2 separate regions of the Homo sapiens genome follow, and region 1 is linked to region 2. The links are chromatin loops, found by intact Hi-C in ENCODE. Cell type or tissue: adrenal gland. All regions are shown on one strand. Each heading gives the region's core, and the rest is flanking DNA. Links, peaks and the distances in the headings are about the cores only.

Region 1 (10,990 bases), core at 1,590-9,589, 200 kb before region 2:
ATGAGACTCAGTTCTGAGATTTTTGTTAGACTTGTTGCAGAAAAGAGACTGTCTCCTGAGGTTGCTGAGCTGGGTATCTCCACCAGGAGCTGCAGGGGCCATGCTGTCACCATGTGAAGACAGGTTGCTTGACAACAAAGTTGCATTAGTTTCCTTGGGCAGCCATAGCAAAGTATCACAGACTGGGGAGCTTAAACAACAGAAATTTATTTCCCCACAATTCTGGAGGCTAAGTCCAAGATCAAAGTGTCAGCAGGGTTGATTTCTTCTGAGGCTTCTCTTCGGCTTGTAGATGGGTGGCTGTCTTCTTCTGGTGTCTTTACATGGTCTTCCCTCTGTATGTGTGTGTGTCTGTGTCCCAATCTCCTCCTTTTCTTCTTCTCCTTTTTTTTTTTTTTTCTTTTGGGATGGAGTCTCTCACTCTGTCCCCAGGCTGGAGTGCAGTGACCTGATCTCGGCTCACTGCAACCTTCACCTCCTGGTTCAAGTGATTCTCCTGCCTCAGCCCCCCGAGTAGCTGGGACTACAGGCACAAGCCACCATGCCCAGCTAATTTTTGTATTTTTAGTAGGGACTGGCTTTCACCTTATTGGCCAGGCTGGTCTGGAACTCCTGACCCTGTGATCCGCCTGCCTTGGCCTCCCAAAGTGCTGGGATTACAGACGTGAGCCACTGTGCCCCGGCCATACACAACTCATAATGGATTAAGGTCCACCTAATGACCTCACTTAACCTTAATTACCTCTTTAAAGACCCTGTCAGAAAATATAGTTACATCTGAAGTACCCGGGGTTAGGATTTCAACATACTGGAGGTGGGAGGAGCACAATTCAGCGCATAACAGAAGCTAACACAGAAAAAAACACAGAGATGGGGTAAGAGACTGAGGCTTGACTTTGTTTGAGCTCCTGGATCCAGCTGTGCCTGAAGTTGAAACTAATACTATCCAGGACTCTTGAGTTTCATGATCCAATAAGTACCTAAATCCCACCTCTCCTTTTTTTTCCCCTCTTGAACCTAGTTGAGTTGGATTTCTGTCACTTACAGTTAAAATTCCTGAGTAATACACAGGAGAACTAGTTAACAAATTATTAAAATAGCCCACCCCTAATTTAATCACCATGTGCAAGGACAGTGCTTGTATGTACACCCAGGTATGTCTAATTCTAATAGCTAGAGGTAGCAAATATGGTAAAAATTGAGCCAAGTTTGCACTAGCCTCTTCCATTAAGCAGGAATTCCCACCTTAGCTCTGAAGCCATGTAGGACAGGGCTGGAGAAACTACTATTCCTACCAATGTTTCTAATGTGTGCAGTAGGCTGGGGTGCTGGCAGGGGAAAATTAAAAATGTAGTTTGGGTTAAAAAAAAAAGAAAAAGAGCTTTCTAGGCCAGGCGCAGTGGCTCACGCCTGTAATCCCAGCATGTTGGGAGGCTGGGGCGGGTGGATAGCTTGAATCCAGGAGTTTGAGACCAGCCTGCGCAACGTGGTGAAACCCCGTCTCTACAGAAAATACAAAAATTAGCCAGGAGAGTCGCTGTGTGTCTGCAATCCCAGCTACTTGGGAGGCTGAGGTGGGAGGATTGCTTGAACCCAGGAGGCGATGGTTGCAGTGAGCCGAGATGGCGCCACTGTACTCCAGCCTGGGTGACAGAGTGAGACCCTGTCTCAAAATCAATCAGTCAATCAATCAATCAAACAAACAAACAAACAAAAAACAGCTTTCCAGAAGGGAAAAATCATTTTGGGAAGCTTTGAGTAGGGGCTGTGGAGAGTGGGCTCCAGACGTCACTTCATTGGTTGGCAGGTGCTGTTAGGGGGTGCCCAGAGGGGAGCTCGGGGGAGCGGCGGCTTTCTTCCAGCAGATATGGACTCGGGCAGGAGCCACTGAGCAAGTACTCCGATGGGCTGGGCTTCCTGAGGCTTCATGCCTGGGCTGAGCAGGGCGGGGCTGTGGTCCACGTGGTGCCCATTGGCCTCCCAAAAGGAAGGAGCGGGGAGAACTAGAAATGTGGCTGGAAAAAGTCAGCATCTCCCTCCTGGGCGGGCTCCCTGGTGGTCCCGGGAGCTGGCCATGTCTGGAGGAGGAGGCTCCTCTAAGGTGTGCAGCTGCCTTTCTCAATGCCGCTGAGTTGGATTGGGATCTCTTTCAATGAGAGTGTTTTGAGGGACCCTCAGCTCCATGCTCTGCTGGCTTCCTCCAGGGATGCTGAGAGGTGGCCCTTCTAGTGGTAAGATGAGGGGCCCATGGCCTTGTGGAGTCAGACACACTGGCATTCACTGAAAGCTCTGTGCCTGACCTACCTGGTGACTTGGGGCAAGTGACTTCACCTGACTGAGCCTCTTTCCTTCATCACTGGCAAAATGGAACCAACTTCACAGCCTTCTCCTGAGGCTTAAGTGAAACCAAGCAGTCATAAAGGGATAGGCTTTGGAGTCCCTGGGTTTGCATCCCAGTTTACTAACTGAGCTGGGTGGCCTTGGGCAAGTCACTCACCCTCTCTGAGCCTCAGTGTCCTACTCTGTAAAATGAACCCACCAATGGTACTTATTTCCTAGGGCAAATGTGAGGATTGACAGATAAAACATGTAAACTTCATGAAAGCAAGGGGTTTTGTTATTGATTTATCCCCTCTGCAGTTCCTGGGACATAAAGACACTAAATAAATGGGATCAGCTTTTATTGTTATTATGATTCACCGTCACCCAGCACTGGTTGAGGCTGCTCTCTGTGGCATCCTGTAGACACACTTGTATGTGAGTTTCTGGTCAGGATGGGGAGGACAAGACCACTGTCTCTGGCACACTTAGCAAACTCTATCTCCAGGGATAGAGTAAGACTCCTATGGTGCAGGAGGGGGCATGAGGGAAGGCTAGGAGTGCCCTCTGCACTGTTTAAGCACCTCACTTGTGTCATTTCACTGCACCCATACCCACGCCCCATGAACTAGATTCATTTATTACCCCATTTGACGATGAGGAGGCTGAGGTTCATCAAGGTATAGCCATTGAGATCTTACTGCCAGGGAGAGGTAGAGCCAGGGTTCAAACCTGAATTTGTACTGTTCCAAATCCCTTTTTTAAAAATTTTTATTTTTATTTTTTTTTTATTTTCCCAGGCTGGAGTGCAGTGGGCAATTAAGGCTGACTACAGCCCCCAACTCCTGGGCCCAGACAATCCTCCCGCTTCAGCCTCCCAAGTAGCTGGGACCACAGACGTGTGCCACAGTGTAGGCCCCTTCTTTTTAAATAGCGTGGTATGCAGGAAACAGTGAAGGAGGGATGGAGGGTCAGAGTCACCGGGTAGAGGGTGCGTTCCTGGGCCGACTGGGGTGGGGCCTCTAGGAATGAGCCACAAGGGCAGGCCCCACCGCCTTCTCTCATATTTGGCAGGTGCTGTGTCCCCTGCTCCGTGCCCCTCAGGATTCTTTAGGAAGTGGCTCCATCGACCCACTCTCAGTTGAGCTGAAAGAGGACTCGAGGGACTCTTTATTGGGAAAAAATGGAGTGCAAAGCCTACTCCTGCCCCTGCCAGCACCAGCCTTCGGAGGCAAATAAAAAGCAGTGGGCACTGGGACAGCAGCCCCAGAGGTGCACTAAAATCCACCTGACAAATGGCCCCTCTCCCATGAGCCCACGAACAGCAGAGAGGAAGGTGGCCAGGGCCAAGTAGAAAGATTTCTACAGCATGGCCGAGTTCTCCAAGGTCAAGAGCAAGCAGAGCTGCCGCCTGTATTCCTGAGAACTGGCCTCCTGGGGATGTGGCCAGCCCTTTTTAAGGGATTTGGGTCAAGGTGGGGATTCTGACCCTCACCGCTGTGCTGGGACTGGCCTGGGAACTGGGAAGGAGGATACACTTGGGAAAACTGCAGTGAAGAATGCATAATAATGGAAGGAATCTCATGGATGATTATCAGGTAGCTCTCAGGATCAAGAGGAAAGCTGGAGACGGCCTTTCGGCAGGAAGGGGGAAACTGAGGCAGAAGGCAGACCCTGCCCAGTGATGGTCCCTTTCACATGTCACTACTGGCACCATCACTGTGGGACATATACTCCCACCATGGGCACTACAGGCTCTGGGTCTTGCTGTGCTCCCTGGACTGTTGACTGCCTGGAAGCCTCTGGGAGTCACCTCTCGCTCTGTAGCTTCAGGTCTCTCCTCCCAGAGTCAAACTCCCCATGGGCAGGGCTGCTGGATAAAATACAGGATGCCCAGTGACATTCTACTTTCAGATAATTGAAAAAAATTTTTTAGTAGAAAAAAGTTATTTATCTGAAATTCAAATTTAACTGGATAGCCTGTATTTTTATTTGCTAACTTAGCCGCCCCACTCAGAGCGCTGGGCCCTGCTCTGGTGCCTGGTGGGGAGGAACTCTGTCTCTTCCACTTCTGGGGTAAGAATGTCAATCTTGTTGGATTGGATTGATTACATTGTTTGGATGGAAAATAGAGGAAAAAGAGCACATACAACTGCGACTCCTTAAACCTGTCCCCCTATTTGTTTTTTTTGTTTTTTTTTTTGAGACAGGGTCTCACTCTGTCACCCAGGCTGGAGTGCAGTGTCATGGTCAGGGTTTGCTGCAGCCTTGAAGTCCTGAGCTCAAGTGATCCTCCTGCCTCAGCCTCCAGAGTACCTGGGAGTACAGGCGTGCGCCACCACACCCAGCTAATTTTTGTAATTTTTTTTTTTTTGTAGAGATGGGGTTTCACCATGTTGGCCAGGCTGGTCTCAAACTCCTGGGCTCAGGTGATCTGCCCTCCTCGGCCTCCCGAAGTGCTGGGATTACAGGTGTGAGCCACCATGCCTGCCTGTCCCATTTCCCCATTTTAAAAAAGTCACCTGCCCGATTGGTTTTCAAAGCTGCCTTCACTCAAAGAGGGCCTGGAGGGTAGGAATGACTCATACAGTCATTCATTGTCTGTGCCCGCTTTTCATAGCACAAAAGATAGGTCCTTCCCATCCCGCCCATCCTCTCCCTGCTGGTCATCTTGTATGCGGAGAATCCAAGGATCTTCTTACCAATGAGTTCTTGCCGCTCATGAGCAGGTGAAGGAGTGGAGCTGAAGTGGAAATAATCTATGGGCTGGACTGTCTAGACAGCATTTGCTCCTCTGGATAGGGAGGAGAGCAGACAGAAGCGGGCTTTGGCCAAACTGAAACTCAAGCCATCACTGCCAGCCCTTCCTGAGCCATCTCAGATGAGCCTTGTCTCTGGGCCACAGCCAGAATTGGCCTGGGCTGTTTCTCACTCCTATTTCAAAGGATTTGTGCTCCTAGCAGAGGAAAAGCTTGAACATTTACAGTGAAAAATTTAGTAGAAGGGGGAAGAAACAGAGGGTCTTTCTTTCTTTCTTTCTTTCTTTTTTCTTTCTTCTTTTCCTTCTTTTGTCTTATCTTTTGGTTTTGGGGCAGTGAAAGAAAATTAATTTTTTAGCTATAAAACTTTGTCTTAAGATCAGTTTTGGAAAGAAAAGCATCTACTAATTGAAAACGTCACTTTTCGGGCCCTTAAGTCAAGGGAAACAGGTGCAAGTTTGTGGTTTTAGACACAGCATTTCTTTTGGAAAAAAGTAGTAAAAGTACCCCAGATAAGTTCTCTCCAAAGCTGGATAGATTTTTATTTTTCAGCCCTTTATTACATAGAAGGTGACAGATTAGCTGAAAAGTTAAAAGAAAAATCAACTCTCACCCTTGTAGGTAACACTCCAATCTCTCTCTCTCTTTTTTCTTTCCAAGGCTGAAGAGAGGGCAACTGTTTACTGCAATTTTGATAAAATTCCCTTTCAATACGGCCTGTTCCTGGATAGAGTCCCACCTTTCATCTGCTTTTATTCCTAATCCTGTGGCAAAGCCTGGACCTCCCTTTTCTTCTCATACAAGCTCGACAGAGCTGGCATTTTCCTTCTCCATTTCAGTGACATGTTTTTCAGTGTTTTGTCTGTTTGTGAAGGGGCAGAAATGTCAAGGTCAAAAAAGTCTTGGAAAAAATGAGTAGTATTTCTGTACCTGCTGAGGGTTAGGTGCTTGGATGTTATATATCTCTGCATTCCCACAGTAAAACCATGTGTGGTTGGGGAGCTTTTCCTTTTTTAACCTCTCTGGGTGGTTGAGGAATTGGAGGCTCAGAGAGGAGAAGTGACACAGCCCAAGGTGACGCCACCAGGAGCTGAACTTGAAAGCCAAGCCAAGTCCGTCTGACCATCAAGCGTTGCTCCTATAATCATACTACCTTGCCTTCTGCCTTTGTAAACATGAGGTGACACATCAAGCTAGGGCTATTAAAATACCCAGAAGCACTTTTCTTCCAAATAACTCACAATATCTTGTCTTTGGGAAGTATTCAATAGGTTTATTTCAGTAAAAGATACACCATTGCCATGGTTTTAGGGAGTGATTCTGAATTTTATGTTACTGATTAAGAAAGATGGTTAATGGAACCTGTTTCCTTAAGAAATTTACATCATATATTAGTAAGCTGTTGCTGTGTAGCAAATCACACCAACACTTAGTGCCTTGAAGTAACAACATGTATTATCTCACAATTTCTGTAGGTGTGAAAACTGGACATCATTTAGCTGGGTCCTGTGCTTCAGGGTATCTCACAGGCAGCACACAAGGCTTCATCTGGGCTATACTCATCAGAAGGCTGGATTGGGGAAGATCTGCTTCCAAGTTTACTTACATGGTTGTTGGTGGGATTCAGTTCCTGGTAGGCTGCCAGCTTTAGCTCCTCATTTCCTGATGGCTGGAGGGTTCCCTCAGTTCCTTTCCATGTGGGCCTCTCCAGCATGGCTGCTTGCTTCATCAAAGTGTACAAGAAGGGAGACAGCAATAGGAACATGTCAGCAAGATGGAATCCACAGTCTTTTTAAAGCTAACCATGGAAGTGATATTCCATCACTTTTGGTGTATTCTGTTTGTTAGGAACAAGACACTAGGTCCAGCCCACCACTCAAGGTATGGGATTACACACGGCATGAATACTATGGGGTGGGGATCACTGGAAATTATGTCAGCAGCTATCTGTCACACATGAGAGAAGTGGAGATGGTAGTCATAATAATAGTCATCATCATCATAATAATAAGGCTGGTGAGGATAGCCAGCATTTATTGGGTGTTCTTGATGCATCAGGCACTGGGCTAAATCCCTTCTATGCATTGTCTCCTTTAATCTCCTCATCACTCTCATTAACTTCCCTGAGTTACTACAGCAAAGAGATTAGGACCAGACTCTGTTGTTTCCACTCCGAAGTCCATCCCTTTACATGATGCAGATCATTGATAAGAATCCACTGAGCTGCTGAGGCTCCAGGAAAGACCTGATTGAGAGAGGAGTCTGATAAACGAAGCTGAACTCACTGCTCCTCAGAAAACTGCAAATGAACACAACCAGAAGCCATTTCTTACCCATCAGATTGGAAAAGAAAATGTAAGTTGGTGAGAGTGTGGAGAATTCTCACGCCCTGCAGAGAGGCTATAAATTTGTACTGCCACCTTGTAGGGAAATTTGGCAGGACATATTAAAATTTTAAAAGGACATAAAAATTAAAAATGTGCATAGCCTATGACCTAGAAATTACATTTTTGAGTATCTGCCTTAGAGAAATACTTGCACATGTGCACAAAGAACTGTATACAAGAATTTTCATTGCAGCGCTGTTTCCAAGAGTAAATAATACATAGTAACACTGAGACAGAGTGTAAGTGCTCATCAGTTTTAAAAATGGCTAAATAAATTTTGCAAATTTTTCTACCAAAAAGACACATGCACTTGTATGTTCATCACAGCACTATTCACAATAGCAAAGACATGGAATCAACCTAGGTACCTATCAATGGTGGATTGCATAAAGAAAATGTAGTACATATGCACCATGGAATGCTATGCAGCCATAAAAAAGAACAAAATCATGTCCTTTGCAGCAACATGAATGCAGCTAGAGGCCATTATTCTAAGTGAATTATCTCAGGAACAGAAAACCAAATACTGCATGTTCTCACTTGTAAGTGGAGTTAAACAATGGGACTCATGGACATAAAGGTGTCAACAGTAGACACTAGGGACTACTACAGTGGGAGGAAAGAAGGAAAGGATTGAAAAACTAACTATTGGGTACTATGCTCAGTACCTGGGTGATGGGATCAATTGCACCCCAAACCTCAGCATCACACAATAAACCCAGGTAACAAACCTACTCATGTACCCTTTGAATCTAACATAAAAGTTAAAGTTATTTTTAAAAAATACATTGTGGAGCATTCATACTATGGGAAACTATGTAGCTGGTAAAGAGAATGAGGAAGATCTATGTATTAGTTCATTTCCACACTGCTGAAAAAGACATACCTGAGACTGGGCAATTTACAAAAGAAAAAGGTTTATTGAACTTACAGTTCCACATGGCTGGGGAGGCCTCACAATCATGGTGGAAGGCAAGGAGGAGCACGTCACATCTTACATAGACGGCAGCAGGCAAAGAGAGAGCTTGTGCAAAGAAACTGCAGTTGTTAAAACCAACAGATCTCATGAGACCCATTCGCTATCATGAGGACAGCACAGGAAAGACCTGCCCCCATGATTCAGTCATCTCTTACTGGGTCCCTCCCACAACATGTGGGAATTATGGGAGCTACAAGATGAGATTTGGGTGGGACATAGAGCCAAACCATATCAATCTACAAGTATGGTATGGAAATATCTCCAAAACATGTTACTGAGTAAGAAGAGCAAGTTGCAGAGTTATACCCTTAGCATGATACCATTTAGGTAACTCCCAACAATATTACATATCTTCTTTCTCTCTATCTCTCTCTCTGTGTGTGTGTATAGGTATGTATGTATTCAAATGCATGAGAAAAGGTCTGGAAAGGTGCACACTAAACTGATAACAGGAGATGAGGGGAGGGTAAAAGACTAGAGTTGAAGGGTGAAGGAGTCTTCAACTTTGTATGTAATATTTTTGTTATTTTTGAAAGAAAAATGTTAATTGCCTTACTTATGTCATCTGAAACTATTTCTTTTAAAAACCTTCCCTGGAAGCCTTGTCCAGCAATTTTCCTTAGATTGTATTGGCCAGAACTGGGTAATATGGCCACCCTTGGCAGCAGAGGTGTCTGGGAAGGTGAATATTTTAACTTTGCTGCCAAGAAAATTAAGGAAGAAGGTTATGAATGGCTTTTAGGTGGCCGATTAAAAATGTCTGCCATAGTTCACCCTTTTAGTTACCCAACATCCACTTGCTTTTATTTCTATACATATACTTTATGTACAGTCCAAAGTCCAAAGGCAGTTACTGCATCCATCTTGAAACTCAGGATCTCTGAGTAATAATGTGCAGTCCACTCATCAGGACAAGATGTGGGAGGATACTTCCTGCTTATTACCTTAGCTACAGCTGAAAGATATTGGGGTTGCTGTCTTTTCTGGGGACTGCACATTTCTTCTTGGTAGAAGTTTGATCCCCAAGGATTATTTTTAGAGTTGAACAGTCACAGGCTATCATAGATTGTTTGGAAATATACATTCCTCAAAAATGTAATAGAGATCCAGTCTTTGGTTTCAGAGACTTCCATATGTAAGTAACCACAAAAGATTTTATCTAGACAGAGTAGGTAAGCCTAAATGGTTTTTTTTTTTTAACCCATTGTCTCTCTCTGTGCCCTATCCAGCCCTTTAGCCCTTGGTTTATTGGCTGATTCTTCAGGGCAATTTAAAATAGCAACCTTGGGTGGAGAAACATCTCCTTTAATTTGATCTTTGTGTGTTGGTGCTCCCTCTTTATTTGGCAGGAAACTCTTAAGGGAAGGTACTAGACAACAGCTTTGGCACTGATATAATTTCCTGCTAACACTGTGGCTTTATGGCTGTTGTTTGTGCTGTTACTTGAGCTTTTTCAACCCACCAGACTTCAAATTATGGGATTCTCAGTCAATTTAGATTAGAGGTTGTAGTCAGATAGTGCCTCCCTTAGCAAAGCTGTATCTTTTCCACTGGCTTGAAGAAGACTGGCTAGCTCTTGTTGGCAATCATCTCTCTTGTAGGACTCTGTTAAAATAGTAAGAAGTGGCCAGCATGGATTAATACTCTGGAATTTTCAATAATTTCTTTGTACTCCATATCCCTAATAGATATAATGTCTTAAGGCAGAGCAGGCAGCACTTTGACCAAATGTTTGCAACTGCATAAGAATGTTCATCAGCTTCTGTCAGTAATAATCAGATCCTTCTTCTGCCATATTTTAGGTTCTGTTACTTTCATTACCCTACTCCTTGTACCAATTAAAAAATTTTTTTTAATCAGAGAAGACTTTTAGTTGTGCATGATAGAAACTGACTCTGACTTAATAAGCAGAAAAAGAGCTTAATGAAAGAATAGCAATAATGTAGAATTGTTGCAAAGGCAGAAGAATCAGGCTCAAGGCTAAGTTTCCAGAAATAATATTCCTAAAAATGCTGGAGAACTGATCTGTTGAGAAAACTGTGGCCATTGCTACTACCAAGCACTAAATTCTGTATCTCACAATGCTGTCAGGAACTCAACTTCAGTGCAATGAATACTGCTGCCAGCACTGATGTTATTTCTGTTCTAGTAATTTCACTTTTAAACTACTACCAACACCCTCACAACCAGATGTTTCTGGTGCTACCTTCTCTAGCAACTTGGATTTTGAGAAGAGCCTCCTTTTCCATGTTCTTACATTATATTCAAAGTCTACATGAATACATCTTGTTGGTGGCACCTAGAATAGACTAGCGGCTAGGTGCAAAGGGGGCTAGAGAAATAAGTTTTCTGAATTCTACCTTAGAGAGAAAAGATTCATAAGGCTGAAAATTCCATAAACATATTAAGAATGTTCAGCAAAGAACACGACAAATCTACACATCAGCTTTATTCACAGGCTGTACGTGGTGTCTGCAAAAGTTTCAGGCTCTTCTTTTATGGTGACAAGAGGGCTGAGAAGCTCCAAACTCACATCAAGTTCAATC
Region 2 (10,990 bases), core at 1,735-9,734:
AAAAGAAAAAAGAAAAGAAAAGAAAAGAAAAGAAAAGAAAAGAAAAGAGAAAAGAAAAGAAAGGAAAGGAAAGGAAAGGAAAGGAAAGGAAAGGAAAAGAAAAGATAGTGTCCTATTTGCATTTTTCTAGGAAAACATCCTTCTAGACTCCCAGAAAGAAAAGCCATGACACTGTGGCACTGGGATGATGGGTCCAGTGCTTGCCAGCGAGCAGCACAGCCTGTCCAAATTAGACTACTTTGCAGAGGGAAGTGCTTCAGAAAGCTAAGGCTCTCTCGCTTGGGTCTACTGGTATCAAAAGTCACCAGCCCAAAGAACAGTATTTGAACAGCTCAAAAGTATTATCTTCAAAAATTGCACATATACAATACTGGACTGATAAGAAAGTTCCCTCCAGTTTCCTTCTGGGAAAACGCCCTAGTAGCCATGTTTGTTACTGACAGGCAATGACGGGTTTTCCTTTCCCCTTTCTTGCTGCTCATGCACTCTTAACTAATTGAAGGAGCCCAGCCAGCAATAGAAAACAGTACGTTACAAGCAACCAGCTGAAAAGAAAGGTTTTATCTTTCAATCAACAGGAGATTTTTTAATAGGGGGAGGACACACAGGAAGCAAGCATTCTGGGAAACAGCTATGAGGGATTTGGGCTCTGAAAGGAAAGAAACTGGGGTGGAGGTGGGGACTGAGGTCTGCTTGCTGGCCCCTGCTAAATTTAGGTTGAGGGTGAGGGCAGAGCCAGGTAACTGAGAAGTGAGCATCCTCACTGTCTACAAAGTACTTTCACAACTTTTGTTTAAGCCCAAGGCAGATGCCATGGGAGCCGGTTGGAATGGAGGTAAAAGCACTGGGGTCAGACCCAGGGCTGAAGGTCCGGCAGTTCTACCCACTGAGCTGTGTGACCTTGGGCAAGTGACTGGCCCTCTCTGAGCCTCAGTGTTCTCAGCTATGAAATAGGGACAATAGCAGTACATATGCTGCACCTTCAATAATTATTTCACTTCTAAACTAGAAAATGGACTGTCACTTTGTGGAAGGGTTTTTTACTTTATAAAGGAAATTGCCACAGCACCCATGAACTTGACCTTCCATTTGTAATAATACCTGCAGTTTCTCAAGAGATTAGTTATTGCATGGACCCACAAAGAGACCTCCCACACCTAGAGAGGGCTTTCATCTGTATCCAACCCCCATCTGCAAATTCGGGATGTCAATAATAATTGCAAGCTCTCTGAGCTGTATGAAGACAAACTGAAAAGATACATGGGGTAGCAGTTAAGATGCTTTTGTTAGTAGAAAGACACAAGTAATAAAAACCTGGTCTCAAATTCAAGGGTGGCTTTAAATTTCCTTAAAATTTATGATCTCATGTAAGAGTTTCAGAGGCACAGTGGCTTCAGGGTGGGTTGGACCCATAGTTCAATGCTGTCATCAGAGTTTCTCCATCTCTCTGCTCTGTCATCTGCAATGATGGCTTCATTCCAAAAATCCAAACAAGATGGCACCAGAAGTCCCAGGCATCACATCCAAGTATAGCAATGTCCAGAAGAGGACCAAGTACCTTTTCCAGTAGCTCACTGGTAGAGGGGAGAAGACTATGTCTAGCAGCAGGTATGCTCTTGCCTCTGCTTAGATAGACTTAAGTTATCTGATGATTCCTGACGTGATTATTTGTCAAGGTACAAGGGATAGCCTGGAATTGGAGAAGGGTCAACCTCTTCCAAAGCATATGGCTCTGTAGTAGGGGGAATAACTTATGCAAAAAAGAAGAAAAAGAGTATCTTTGTTGGGTTCTTCTAGAAGCAGAACTTACACTTGAACTTCCTTATTTGGAAACACCAGCAGGAGAATGAGGAAGTGGGACAGAGGAGGAAAGACAGCTTTCATCAGGCCAGTTGCTACTGTGGGTAACTGCAGCTGAGGCCACTGAGAAACCTGGGAGATGATGTGGAACACACCTCGGAGGTAACCCGAACTAGGGCCAGGAAGCTAAGGTATTTCTCCACAGCACCCTGTTTATCCTGAGTTCAGGGATACTTCCTTCCAGTACATTAACCAGCACTTTAACGTTGCCCTGAGTTCAGACCTAGCAAGTTTCCACAGATAGAAAAAATCCCTGAGGCAGAGAATTGCAGGTGTTTGCAGATGGAGGTGAGGCAATGGGCGGGGCATCGACAGCATCTGAAACAGGAGGATGGAGCCTGGGTTGGCAGCCAGCAGCAGTAACCCTTTTCAGTTAGAGAAGACAGAGCCCATCTTCTTAGCATGACCAAGAGCAGGAGGCCCTTCTTGACACGAGCCACACGATGTCCAGGACATATTTGTCACTTGAACAATAGAATTTTTCATAAACTCCTCAAAGGCCCAAGGTCTCATCTCATCACATGCAGACTGACAAATCCTTCCAGATCTTTCCTCTGTGTTCCTAGGTCGTCTCTCCTGGGAGTGCCCTTGAAATCACTGGGATTCTAAAACAAAGAAAATAACACTACTACTAATAATAACAATAATAGCAGAGGCTACCAGTTTGCGCACCTACAAAAGTCCAGGAATTATGTTTCCATGTATCTTATTTAACCCTCACAGCCACCCTGTGAGGTGGGTCATGTTATCATCCCCATTCCATAGATGAGAAAATTGAGAAACAGAGAAGGGACTGGCTTAGCTAAAGTCATAAAGGAATGGCGGAGGTGAATCTCAGCACAGGCAGCCAGTGGGCTCATAAGAAGTGCTGAGCAGGGCCTGGTGCAGTGGCTCACACCTGTAATCCCGGCACTTTGGGAGGCTGAGGTGGCCAGATCACTTGAGGTCAGGAGTTTGAGACCTGCCTGACCAACATGATGAAACCCCATCTCTACCAAAAATACAAAAATTAGTCAGGCATGATGGCAGGTGCCTGTAATCCCAGCTACTCAGGAGACTGAGGCAGGAGAATTGCTTGAACCCGGAGGCCGAGGTTGCAGTGAGCTGAGATTGCACCACTGCACTCCTGCCTGGGCGAGAGAGTGTCTCTGGAGGCAGCAAAGAGGGTCCAATGAGCGCTGGAGCGCCACGTGAGCCTCCTTCTAGGCTGCGAAAGCATGTAGTAGGTTCAGTAACAATTGGTTGAATAAAAAAAAGTCTCCATAAATGTTATGGGGTGAGTTCCCCCATTTTAGGAATAAGGAAATGGAAGGGGATAAAAGTTCAAATCCAAGAACACTCTAAAGGAGCTAGGATTGAAACCAAGGTCTCTCTGACCTCAAGCTCTTTTCCACCACACTGTGGGGTCTGTGGTTGTGTACTGGCTGTTGAGACCAGAACCACAGGGACCAGCTGACTGTCTTGCGGTGGCTGAGAGCTGAGGCCTTGGCTCTGGCCACCACACTGTCCCTGCCCACCGTGGATCCTAAAGGGCTGTGGGAGGGAGGGTTTGGGCCCTTGCTGCCCAACTGAAACACAGTGTGAACCGCAAGTGCAAGCCACATACATAAGTTTTAATTTTCCAGTAGCTACATTAGAAAAGTAAAGAGAAACTGGTAAAAATAATTTTATTATATATTTTGCTTAACTTAATATATATCCACATATTATAAATTTAGTGTATAGTCGATACAAAACATGACAAATGAGTTTTCTTTCTTTCTAATTTTTTTAAGGATTTCAAATCCAGTGTGCATTTTATACTTACAGCACATCTCCATTTGAAGTAGCCATACTTCAAGTGCTGAACAGCCACTAGGCTGGGCAAGTTTGGATGATTCAGAGAAAACTTTGCCCTTCCCACTCTCCTCTCGTTCACCTCCTACACACATGCCACACACGAAAAATCAAATCAATATACATACATACATAACGTTTTATATATATATATATACACATATATATATATAATATATTTCTCAAAATGACAAGAGTATAGAGCTAGAGAACAGGCTGGCGATTGCCAGTGGTTAGGAAGAAGAGGAGAGATGAGCGGGTGTGATCCTCCAGGGTATCCCGAGGGAAATCATGATGATGATGGAATAGTTCTGTGTCTTGATTGTGGTGGTGGTTACACAGATCATCAACATGGGATAAAATGACCTAGAACTATACACACAGACTGCACTCACGTCAATATCCTGACTTTGACATTGTACTAGAGTTATGTAAGATGCCACCATCGGGAAAAACCAGATGAAGGGTACATAGGAATTGTCTGTATTATCTTTGCAGCTTCCTATGAATTTATATTTATTTCCAAACTAAAGGCTTAAAAAACAAAAAGAACAGAAAAGAAAAAGGAAACAACCTAAATGTCCAAAAATACGAGATTTTGGTTAAATGAACTATGCTGTCAGTCACTTTACATATACATTTTATTGTGTATACATTATATTTTATTTATTTATTTATTTTGAGATGGGGTCTCACTGTGTCATCCAAGCTAGAGTGTAGTGGCACAATCTCGGCTCGCTGCAACCTCTGCCTCTCCGGTTCAAGTGATTCTTGTGCCTCAGCCTCCCAAGTAGCTGGGACTACAGGTGCACACCACCATGTCCAGCTAAATATTGCATTTTTAGTAGAGCCAGGGTTTCACCATGTTGGTGTATATACATTTTATTGTACATTGCCGTACAATGAAATGATTCTGAGCCATTTAGAATGATCAAGAAAACCACATAGGCAGACAAAGAAAATCGGAATACACGACAGCATATCCTGTAAGATTTCCTTGTTGTAACTAGGTTTGTGTGTGCACCAGACACACGAAAGTCTGATAGGATAAGACACAATGTTAGCGGTGGTTATCTCTGGGTGACTTTCGTCTTTTGAACTGCCCAATGTTTTATGATGCACATGTATTACTTTAGTAATCAGGGAGAATATGCTATTTCTATGTTGGGGAAAAAAAAGAAAAGTGTAAGAAAGTGGCCGAAGGGCAGCAGATTGTGTGGCCATGCCATCGTTCTATCCCGAACGCAGCTCCATGAAGGTGTGCAAAGGGAGGCCAGCAAAGAAGTTCTCCCAGGGGAAGGGACAGTGAAATATGTGCTTTGCTTTCTGGCAGGAACCAAACAAAAGGAGATGGAGTGATTCAGACCAAAGGCCACAGCACGTCAGGAATAAAACAGCACCTGGTATATTACAGTCCCAAAACACGTGTGTGGACTAGGGGTGGGGATGTGTAAAAAAAAAAAGAGAAACTGGTTGCTGAATCTGGGTAGGAATTCAGCTATGAGCGCTCTCTGTCTCTCTCTCTCAAATAGTCTTTGGTACTTTTGCTCTGTCATCATTTCTGTTAAGAGAAGCACCTGGTTTTATATTTGCAACCACAAGCTCAAAATGCCTTTCTGCTGGGTTTGTCTACATCTGGGCCCAGGGAGGCCACAGCCCCTGAGTAAATCACCCTGAAGGCTCAGCCAGGGACCTGGATGAGCAGAAATTTCTGTGAAGGTTGGGGTGGCAATTAGGACTTGCATGAATAATCCAGACAACAATCACCAGGGTAATTAATATTTCTTTTATTTTAAAGAATTTACTGTGCCCCAGACACTGTCTGTCGCTGCTCTGCATTACTTTCTAAAATTGGTATTGCTCCGTTTTACAGATAAACTGAGGACTAGGGGAGGTAACCAGCTGAAGGTCATGCAGCTAGTCCTGGATGGAGCCAGGGGGGCCCCAGTCCCGTCTGTCCCCAAAGCTACGTTCTTTCTACACGGGGCCTTGGGTGGTCCCCTTCATTTTCCTTGGGGACACGAGGATAAACGGAGGAAGGCAGAGTTTGCACAGAACCTTGTGGCTCCCCTCGAGGGTAGACATCTGCTGGTGCCACCCGAATGGCCACTCCTGACGGAGCGGGTCCCAGGATGGCGAGGCTGCGCGGGCTGGGACGGGATCTCCTGCGCACAGGCTCCCCCTTATGGAAATGAGGGAGACGCCGCTGCAACTCCAACCTGCCGCTCCACCCAGACAGAGGCGCTGGGAAGGGCTGCCCACGCCCACCCAGCCCTGCGCCTGGATGACGGCCCGCCCCGGGCTTCCTGCTCGGAGCGCGCTCTGGCCCCTAGAGCAGGCATCTTCTTTGGCGTTCCACTCGAGGACGTGTTCTTGAATCCACACGCTACTGAATGTTGATAAATAAAATAACATAAGCTGACAGAGGCCTGAGAAGAAGCGATGATATTTACAATGGGCTTCTCAGGGAGCTTTTCCTGTTTCGACACCAGAAGGAAAACATCCTTGCTTTAAAATATATATAGCATGTGTAATGTTTTATTTCCTAGGATGGCTGAGAACTGCTTTCTAACCATAGAGCTTTGGTTGAATTCTGTTCCCTCCGTGAGCCTCAGCGCCCTCATCTGTAAGATGGGTGTGATGACACTGATCTCATAGGATGGTTGTGACCTGTGCCCATAAAGGGCTTTAGGTCCTTCTGGGAATCTTACAATTCCAGTGCTCATTCACTTACTCAGTAATTAAGCCACTCAAAAAAAGTGTTTACCCAGCACCCACTATGTGCCAGGCACAATGAGGAAATCAGACAGGGGCCCTCTGTGTCTTTAAAAACAAGGGTGAGGCCTGGCTGCCAGGAGGCACGCAGGAAATGGAGGAAGCCCTCGGGGAAGGGAGGACAGAGAGAAGGAGCGACCACGTGATTTCCCTGACCTGCAGCCCACTGGGTCAGCTGGACCGGGAGCCAGGACACCTGACTCTAACTTGGTCCCTATTTCTCTGTGACCTTGTCCTCTGCTCCTCCCTCCCTCTCTCTGAGCCTCCATTCACCCACCTGCAAAATGGAGGAGCAGAAGGGAACGCCTGGTGGAGGTGCTGTGATTTGACCAGCCAAGCCTCCTTTGGATTAAAAGACAGCCCTGCTTCAGACTGTCCCCCATCCCTGTCCTCCATGGTCGTCCCCCCATCATGGTGCCCCCATGGGGTCCTCTTGCCTGTTCTCCCTGAGCCCTAGAACACTGTCCCTGCTCTTTAGACGTAGGCAGGGTTGGGCAGGGGGACCTGGCTCTGTAATCTGAACCTCAGTTTCCTCATCTATAAAAGGATTTGTAAAAGGGATCCTTGGTGGTTTGATTCTGAGGATTTAACAATAAGGACTCCAAAGTGCAAGGGTGGGAGAGTGCTTTGTAGCCATCCATGCCCTCCACAGATAGACAGTCCTGTTGATCTTATTATCTGGGGCATCCCTGTGGAAGCGCGTCCTCTGGGGTGGGCTTTGAGGGGATGGGAAATGAAGAGATTCAGCTGTAGGGCTTGCCAAGTAAATACCCCTAGACTTCCTGAAGGAGGAGATTCCAGAGCAGGCTGCTGGGATGAGAATGAGTTTGCAAATTGAGTGGCAGGGCTGTCAGTGTGGGGAGGGGGATATTCCACGTGGAGGAAACTGAGTATACAGAAGTTCGTGTATTGAAATAGCCTGGAGGCTGGCTTTGATCCTAATAAGGGAAGATCTTCAAGCTAGTATTCTGCGCGGGAGGGCAGCCAACATGGGGGTTTGGGAAGAGGAGGCTGGTAAGGCAGGCAAGACACCCTGGGCATGAAGGGCTTTGGATGCCAAGACCTTTGGGACTTTGGATTTCAGACCAAGGGAAGCCATGCTTGTGTAACTTGGGCGGAGCAGAGAGGGGAATTGAAGCGGGAGAGACCAGGGTGGCAATAATCCAGTGGGGAGAGAGAGTGAGAGCTGGCTGCGGTCAAGGCTGTGGGGATGTGGAAAAGGGAAAGTATTTGAGAGATGTTCCCGAGATGGCCCCAACGGGGCTGCATGATGGATTGACTGTGGGGCGTGAGGCAGAGGGAAGATCTTACCATCTAGCTGGAGGGCCCAGACAGACACCCGGGAACAAGAGTGAAGTAGATGAGAGAGAGGATAATTAAGTGCTAAATTGTGCAGCTTAATTTATTGTCTGGATAGTTGCCTTGTACTATAAACCCCGTTGCTCTAATGAGCTCATGACATCAGTCAGCAAGGAAAGTATGCCTAACGCATTGCCCATCACACTGGGGCCATCTGTGGGCACTGCCCAGATGCCTATCTGGACAGACACTCTGGCTGCCAGGCTTCTGGACTCAGTTTGCAATTGAGGGTACCAACAAGTGCCAGGCCAGGGCACCTCTGGCAAAATCCCTTCCTTAGAAGCTTCAGAATCCAAAAGGCCAGGGACTCCCAGGGGTTTAGTTCCAAAGAGGAAGGAAGGAGGCACAGAGTTGGAACTTCACTGTAATGCAAGAGCATGGGTCCTGCCCCAGGGTCCAGGGGAGTTGGATTCACATCTAGCCCCCTTCCTGCTTATGTGACCTTGGGCTGGCCTCCAACCCTTCTGAGCCATTCATTGTCTTATCTGTGAATTCAAGCAAGCACCCAGAAAGTGTTCTGTGAACCTCAGTTATCATGAAAAGATTCTCCCAGTTGAGGCCGGGCATGGTGGCTCACACCTGTAATCCCAGCACTTTGGGAGGCCGAGGCGGGTAGATCACAAGGTCAAGAGATTGAGACCATCCTGGCCGACATGGTAAAACGCTGTCTCTACTTAAAATACAACAAATTAGCTGGGTGGTGGCATGCGCCTCTTAGTCCCAGCTACTTGGGAGGTTGAGGCAGAAGAATCACTTGAACCTGGGAGGCGGAGTGTGCAGTGAGCCGAGATTGTGCCACTGCACTCCAGCCTGACAACAAAGTGAGACTCTGTCTCAAAAAAAAAAAGATTCTCCCAGTTGAAAAAGATGTTGAAAACAATAGGTATGTAAGAGCACCCACCTTACTTACTTCTCATGGACCACATCCCAGGCCTGGAGCTCCTGGGGATGCAGAGAATTTATTCTGTCCACCTACACTGGAGGGGAGAAGACAATTCACCCTTGATTCTATTACTCCGTTTATTGAGTCTTTTAAAGAGATTTTCAGTGTGTGATAAAGAGAGAGGGGTTTGTCTTGGTGAAAACCAGAGGCTTTTTGAAGAAAATGCACCCCAAACAGGCCTTGGATAATAGTCTAGACTTTCTTGCCAGAGAAATAGCCCCTTGCACTTGCTCTTCTTAACAAGGTTGCTGGAAATATCTTTGTTGGAAGTGCTTAGAAGAATATCTGGTTAGAGGGGTAGGGGCGAGGGTGAAATGCAGCTGCATTTACAGAGAATTTTATATGACATTGAGAAGGGTCCATTTTCCATAGCAAGGAAAATCAAATCTGATAGAGATTGTGGAAGAGGCCAAAGCTCCCACTAGCCCATCTCCCCCAGGCCACCATTCCTCATAACACTGACTGCAATCGTAATGGAGAGATTGTTTGATTTTCTGCTTAAAATATGCACCACCACCCTTCCTGCAATAGAGGATGCCTGGCACAAGATAAGCACTCAATACATTTTTGTTGAATAAATGAATGAAGAAAGCAGAGGCAGTAGTCAAAGACATTCACGTGGAAACAAGATTTTCTTTTCACTTATCGGGTCACCGAAGATTAAAAAGTGATCACTCATATCCAGCTTTGAACACAGTGAGAAGGAACAGCACTCTGGATACTTTCTGGGGTGGTAGAGTGACAGATCTTCCCAGGGCACACTTTGGCCACCAAAGACTTACAAAATGCTCATGCTCTTTAACACAGCAACACCACTGCTCGGGAGGGAGTCTCAGGAGTAGAAAGACGTCTCACCGTGAGATACTGGAAACAACCTAAATGCTCAACACTAGGGCATTGGTTTAAAAAACTGTGATGATCCTTGGAATGTTATGGACGCATTTAAAATCACGATAGAGGTGTGTATACACGGAAACGTGCTCACAATGTGTTAAGCAGGGGAGAAGCAATCGCCGTTCCACAAGGTATATATACACCAAGTGAGCCTGAGGGACAGTGACCTTCTCTGGGCATTTTTATTGTCTCTTTTTTTGCCTACCTGTATTTTGACATTACAAAAAAAAAGGAGAATGTATTACTGCTCTAAAACAATAAAGCTGTCTCCACATTGATATTTTCTAAGAAGAAGAAGAAAGGTGAAGGTAGTGGAAGCAGGAACTGTGCCAGAGCTTCTTAGATTTTCCTCTGTCCCGATGGTGCCTCTGCTTCCGGAGGGGCTCTCCGCTCATCCAGGGACACCCCCAATTCTCTCCCCCAAGACAGGGAACAAGTAGGACAGCCACAGACCCTCCCTTCCCAGGGACAGTTGCGGTGTCTGTCTCATGACAGCCCTTTGGGGGCACCTCCTCTCAGCTGGGGTCCTCAGGACCACACTGTTGGCAATGACCACAAGCCCCATTGGAGGCTCATTCTCAGCCGCTTCCTCATTCCCAGGTCCTGGGCTTAGCCTCGTGTCCAAAGTCAGCCCAAGCTGGCTCTGGGTTCCTGCTATGCAGCTCATCCGTGGCACTGCCTCACCTCTCAGAGCCGTCTCGCGTGTAACTAAGGGTTGCCATATCCAGATTGTGGGGTGTTGCCCTCTCTGCTCCCGCTTCCTCTCCCACAGCCTTCCTCACTGGGCTCGCCACCGGCTTGTGTTTATGGAACATCAGGGTCCAGCTATTTCTCTTCTGCTGCTTACTGAGGGACAGCCAGAGAGACAGGTCCTTCTCTTTTCTCCATCCTGGAAGCTTCTCCTGGTGGTTTTTGACACTGGTAGGGGCCGGCAGGAGGGTCCCTATCCAGAGGCCAAAGGTCAGAATGGAACCACAAAGAAGGGGCACCACAGTCTGGAGGAACAACTTGATGGACATCACTACCCCCATTTCCCCAGCTCTCCCTTTCTCCAGGTTCCGGATAGTGGATGTGGTGGGGGAGGGGGTAGGGAATATCTGTGGGGGGTGGGGCGGGGGTGTTGTTGGGGGAAGCAGGTGATGAGGGTGGAAGGGAGGCAGCAGAAGTGTTCCAGGTCCCTGCCACGTCTACAGGGTTCCCCTCTGGGTACCTTTGCAGAGGCTCTGCCTCCCAGCAGGACATCCCATTATTATTCCTGGTGACCAGATGGGGAGATGAAGCTACCAGAAGCTTGTTCAGTTCATTCCTCTGGGGTGGGCTTGG

Evidence for each region. A loop is a pair of places that touch in the nucleus more often than their neighbours do. Peaks named below come from ENCODE experiments on the same cell type or tissue, not always from the same donor. Only the 100,000 strongest peaks of a DNase experiment are listed, where the experiment ranks them.
Region 1: a loop joins it to region 2, with 2.9 times the contacts of the local background. A loop is called at or near these places in 32 of 110 quality-filtered maps.

Annotation. Positions count from the first base shown.
Region 1 is chr5:171,829,213-171,840,202 of GRCh38, reverse strand. It overlaps LOC105377725 (a long non-coding RNA gene), which reads left to right and starts at 4,496. Exons shown (of 4, transcript XR_001742985.3): 1 at 4,496-7,433. LOC107986476 (a long non-coding RNA gene) reads left to right here. Exons shown (of 3, transcript XR_007059052.1): 3 at 1-610. RefSeq lists a silencer at 4,804-5,098. In adrenal gland, for the core only: no CTCF peak of the experiment used is centred there; no DNase peak of the experiment used is centred there.
Region 2 is chr5:171,625,142-171,636,131 of GRCh38, reverse strand. No RefSeq gene overlaps it. Among named protein-coding and RNA genes, the nearest start is that of SMIM23, 160 kb to the left of the region's middle. In adrenal gland, for the core only: a CTCF peak has its summit at 5,890; a DNase peak (open chromatin) is centred at 5,904; H3K27me3 peaks cover 1,024 bases.